2 separate regions of the Homo sapiens genome follow, and region 1 is linked to region 2. Evidence: read pairs that join two places in POLR2A ChIA-PET (ENCODE). Cell type or tissue: GM12878. All regions are shown on one strand.

The links. Peaks named below come from ENCODE experiments on the same cell type or tissue, not always from the same donor. Only the 100,000 strongest peaks of a DNase experiment are listed, where the experiment ranks them.
Region 1: POLR2A ChIA-PET joins it to region 2 with 8 read pairs; 2 of 35 experiments call an interaction of 5 or more read pairs at or near these places.

Annotation. Positions count from the first base shown.
Region 1 is chr11:118,658,480-118,660,979 of GRCh38, reverse strand. TREH (trehalase) reads left to right here. Exons shown (of 15, transcript NM_007180.3): 9 at 65-114; 10 at 247-441; 11 at 1,016-1,233; 12 at 1,499-1,610; 13 at 1,963-2,075; 14 at 2,247-2,300. Among named protein-coding and RNA genes, the nearest start is that of MIR6716, 16 kb to the right of the region's middle. RefSeq lists enhancers at 1,449-1,998, 2,046-2,340, 1,999-2,500. In GM12878, a CTCF peak has its summit at 1,339 (motif pointing right); a DNase peak (open chromatin) is centred at 1,299.
Region 2 is chr11:119,050,498-119,052,997 of GRCh38, reverse strand. HYOU1 (hypoxia up-regulated 1) reads left to right here. Exons shown (of 26, transcript NM_006389.5): 9 at 169-361; 10 at 569-703; 11 at 826-908; 12 at 1,047-1,179; 13 at 1,373-1,560; 14 at 1,825-1,963. Among named protein-coding and RNA genes, the nearest start is that of HYOU1, 5.5 kb to the left of the region's middle. RefSeq lists an enhancer at 820-1,249. In GM12878, no CTCF peak of the experiment used is centred here; a DNase peak (open chromatin) is centred at 997; H3K4me3 peaks cover 1,720 bases; H3K27ac peaks cover 1,789 bases.

The DNA of each region.
Region 1 (2,500 bases), 390 kb after region 2:
TTCTTGACCACAGAGGGGCTTAGTAGCTACTAGTGCCAGGCTGCCCACCTCTCCTCTTTGCCAGGCCTGAGTCCTACAGCAAAGATGTGGAGTTGGCTGACACCTTGCCAGAAGGTGAGCAGCAGGAGGGTGAGGGAGGGCTGGGGGCAGGGCAGCTGCACACCTGCTGTGTCAGGCTCTGGTCTCCTGTCAATGGCTGCCTATCCTGCAGCCGGGACTGGCTGGTTCCCTGCTCTGTCCTCACAGGAGACCGGGAGGCTCTGTGGGCTGAGCTCAAGGCTGGGGCTGAGTCTGGCTGGGACTTCTCTTCACGCTGGCTCATTGGAGGCCCAAACCCCAACTCGCTTAGCGGCATCCGAACAAGCAAACTGGTGCCTGTTGACCTGAATGCCTTCCTATGCCAAGCAGAGGAGCTGATGAGCAACTTCTATTCCAGGCTGGGTGAGCACCCCAGTAGGGAAGGGAAAGCAGGGAGCTTGGTTTCCTGCTCAGGCTTGGCAATAGAACTGGAAGTAGGACCCTTGTGTGACAGGCCTTCAGCAACTTAGCCTGTCGAGCCCCGCCCTAGTGGAAGCCTGCACTCACATTTGCGTACCAGACAAGAGAACAAACGGAGCCAACCCTAATCCTCTCTTCCTCCCTTTCTTACTGTGAGGGTCTCTAGGGTCTGTGAGGGGAACCCTAGTCCACGCATCCAAAATCCTTCCACTCCCTCTCCCTCAGACAGCTGCCCTTGACCCCCTAAGAGCTAGGGGAATCCACCCAGCCAGTACCCTTGGGAGGATAGACCCTGGAGACCCTGGGGACAGATCAGCTCCAGTGGTTCCCTGGGAGCAGTGCGGGGCCATAGGCCAGAAATGTGGTGGGCTCCAGATCGGCACATCCCCTTGGTCATCAGGGTGTCTCAGCCTTTGCAGAGAAACACAAAGCGGGGAGGCTAAAGTAGAACCACGAAAAAAGCCTGGGGCAGCAGGCAGGGCACTGGCTGCTGGCTCTAAAGGCAGCACTGCCCCAGGGAACGACTCCCAGGCCACGAAGTACAGAATCCTGCGGTCGCAGCGCTTGGCCGCCCTGAACACAGTCCTGTGGGATGAGCAGACCGGAGCCTGGTTCGATTACGACCTTGAGAAGAAGAAGAAAAACCGGGAGTTTTACCCATCCAACCTCACTCCACTCTGGGCCGGGTGTTTCTCTGACCCTGGCGTGGCGGACAAGGCTCTGAAATACCTGGAGGTGAGGGCACAGCAGGTGGCTCGGGTCCACTGCAGGCAGCACCGCCCCCTCCCGACCCTGAACAGGACCTGCAGGGGAGGGCGCTTCCTCCGGCTATGCCCCTTGTCCCAGCCTGCGGGTCCCACCAGAGCCACCGGGGGGCAGCTGTGAGCCGAGAAAAGAAGAGCCAGGAAGGGGACGTCTGGCTTCCCGCGGGGTCCAGCGTCCTGTCCTGGCTCCCAGTCCAGCCCCACCCACAGTCATGGGAATGTCTGGGACCTTCTAGGACAACCGGATCCTGACTTACCAGTATGGGATCCCGACCTCTCTCCAGAAGACAGGCCAGCAGTGGGATTTCCCCAATGCCTGGGCCCCCCTGCAGGACCTGGTCATCAGAGGTAGGGAGGCAGGGCTGACACAGCCAAGGACCCTTCCCAGGGTGTAGAGGTGGGCCTCCCTGGTGCTGGGGAGGCATGAACAAAAGACACAAGAGGCCCCGTATCCTTTCTCTCGCTCCTCTGCTCTCCTGGCCTCCACTTGACACTTATGTCCACCCAGCCTGTCCAGTGCAATCAGTCCTGTTCGCCCTTCAAACCAGGGCCGTCGATTAAGGGCAGTTTGGCCTGTGGTCTCAGGAAGGAAGTCTTAGGGCCCAGGCCTCTTTCCCTCCTTGGGGAGAGTAGGGTGCAGCCACTGCTCTGTCTGGGATGGGAGACCTGGAGGTTGAGTCCTGCCTGCAATGGGGTCTAGGCCTGGCCAAGGCACCTTTACGTCGGGCCCAGGAAGTGGCTTTCCAGCTGGCTCAGAATTGGATCCGAACCAATTTTGATGTCTACTCGCAGAAGTCAGCCATGTATGAGAAGGTGAGCTGGCCCAAGCCCTCCCTGCACCCCCAGGCTGTCCCAGTGGCCACTCCTGAGCACTGCAGGGGCTGCTGGGCAGGCAGAGCAGCTTCTCCCCAGGGGCTCTGGTTGTTTGTTGTTCCTGGAGCTGGGGGGCAGTACCTGACATACAGCCCACCCGCTTGTCCCCAGTATGACGTCAGCAACGGTGGACAGCCCGGTGGGGGAGGAGAATATGAAGTTCAGGTGAGCAGGCCAGGGGTGGGCTGGCCAACACCAGGGAACTCCTGAACTCTGCTGCTCATGACCCCCGCCCCAGGCCTCAGTGTGCTCACCTGCATGTGGGCCCGGGGGAGGAGCTGACTGGTGCTTCCTGTACCGCTGGGGTTAGGCAGGGCCAGTGCCCCTGGGGAGAGAGCCCACAGCCCCCACCAAGGGTATGAGGC
Region 2 (2,500 bases):
GTGCTGTAGAGAGTTGAGGGCAGAGTGTGTGTCCACACATGGGGCACTGGAGATGAACAAGGTCCCCTGAGATGAAGGAAAGGTGCCATGTGGGGATGAGAGGCTCCTGTGCAGATGCGGGGACTCCATGTGTTCTTCACTTTTTTCCCTGCTCCCTTTTCTCAACAGATTTGACCGTACCCTGGGGGGCCTGGAGATGGAGCTCCGGCTTCGAGAACGCCTGGCTGGGCTTTTCAATGAGCAGCGCAAGGGTCAGAGAGCAAAGGATGTGCGGGAGAACCCGCGTGCCATGGCCAAGCTGCTGCGTGAGGCTAATCGGCTCAAAACCGTCCTCAGTGCCAACGCTGACCACATGGCACAGGTGCCCACAAGTGGCTGGTTGAGGCTATATTTTGTCCCACGTAGAGGGTGGGGGACCCTGCCACTGAACTGGGCTGCTCGTGCCTGGCATGGCCCATGCTCCTCCCGCTACCATCCTCCCAAAGACCTATTCTTTTTGTTTCTGTCCTACTCACCAAGAGAGCGGGAGCTGGGCAAGAACCCCCTGACAGTCCCCATCCTCTCCCAGATTGAAGGCCTGATGGATGATGTGGACTTCAAGGCAAAAGTGACTCGTGTGGAATTTGAGGAGTTGTGTGCAGACTTGTTTGAGCGGGTGCCTGGGCCTGTACAGCAGGCCCTCCAGAGTGCCGAAATGAGTCTGGTGAGCGAGTAGGGGAAGGCGGGAATGCCCCGTAGGAAAGGGCATAGGAAACCCATGGGACGTCAAGGGACGAGTCAGTGCTAACTGCATGCTGTTGCACCTGTCATTCTTACCCACTGCAGGATGAGATTGAGCAGGTGATCCTGGTGGGTGGGGCCACTCGGGTCCCCAGAGTTCAGGAGGTGCTGCTGAAGGCCGTGGGCAAGTGAGTGTGGGGGCTAGAGCGCTTGGCTGAGTTCTGCCTGGGGCAGGGCTTTGGGCTGAGCAGCTGGAGGGCTGAGGGGAGGGAAGTCCCGGTTGCATGCTCCAGGGTAGACCGTGCTGAGGCTTGGGGCTTTCCCAGGGAGGAGCTGGGGAAGAACATCAATGCAGATGAAGCAGCCGCCATGGGGGCAGTGTACCAGGCAGCTGCGCTCAGCAAAGCCTTTAAAGTGAAGCCATTTGTCGTCCGAGATGCAGTGGTCTACCCCATCCTGGTGAGTGAGCCTGACTGAGCAGGTGACAAGCTCCCTTTACCTCTCCCAAGTAGGGTTTCCCCTTCTGTCTGCTCTGGCTCATCCCTTTGTCTTTCTGCTAAGAGGTCTCCCCCATCCCACCCCCATCCTTACCCCAGAACCTACTCGGGTTCTCTAGTGTGCAACAGTGTGCCTCTGTCTGCCTGCTGTGTAGGTGGAGTTCACGAGGGAGGTGGAGGAGGAGCCTGGGATTCACAGCCTGAAGCACAATAAACGGGTACTCTTCTCTCGGATGGGGCCCTACCCTCAACGCAAAGTCATCACCTTTAACCGCTACAGCCATGATTTCAACTTCCACATCAACTACGGCGACCTGGGCTTCCTGGGGCCTGAAGATCTTCGGTGAGGGGCAGGGGTGTAGGATGGGAGCTCCAGGGAGGGGGAGGCGTGGCTGCTGGATAATCTGAGGACTGGGGGTGAGGGAGGATGTGGGCCTGCGGGGCTGAAACAGGGCAGCTATGATCAGCTTCGCTGGAGAATGCATCCGTCCTCTTGAGTGTGCCCTTGGGGAGTGCCCCTGACACCTTGTGCCAGGAGGCCATGTAGTCTAGAGGGCGAGATGGGCTGGGGTGGGTCCCCCTGAACTCCTCTTTCCTTCCCAACCAGGGTATTTGGCTCCCAGAATCTGACCACAGTGAAGCTAAAAGGGGTGGGTGACAGCTTCAAGAAGTATCCTGACTACGAGTCCAAGGGCATCAAGGCTCACTTCAACCTGGATGAGAGTGGCGTGCTCAGTCTAGACAGGGTGAGAGCTAAAGGATACCCTGTGTGCAGAGCAGGGGCTCAGGCCCTGCCAGCCATTTCCAAAGTGGGTTCCACATGGCATTAGGATAAGATAACCAAAAAAGGTTTAGGAATCAGAAAAATGTTGGCTCTGAACAGAGCTAACTGATGATCTGGTGCAGACCTCCTTATAGCCTATAAATGCTTATAGGCATTGTAAATTTCTTGGAACTATTGAATGGTTTGATATAGGCATTGTAAATTTCTTGGAACAATTGAATGGTTTGAAGAATCCACTCTTTTTTTTTTTTTTTTTTTTTTTTTTTTTTTTTTTTTGGAGAGGGTCTTGGCTCTGTTACTTAAGCTGGAATATAATGGCATGGTCATAGCGCATTCCAGCCTTGAACACTTGGGCTTAAATGATCCTCCCATCTCAGCCTCTTGAGTAGCTGGGACGATACGTATGTGCCACCATATCCTGCGAAATTTTTTTGTACTTTATTTATAGAGATAGGGTCTCACTATGTTGCCAGACTGGTCTCTAACTCCTGGGATCAAG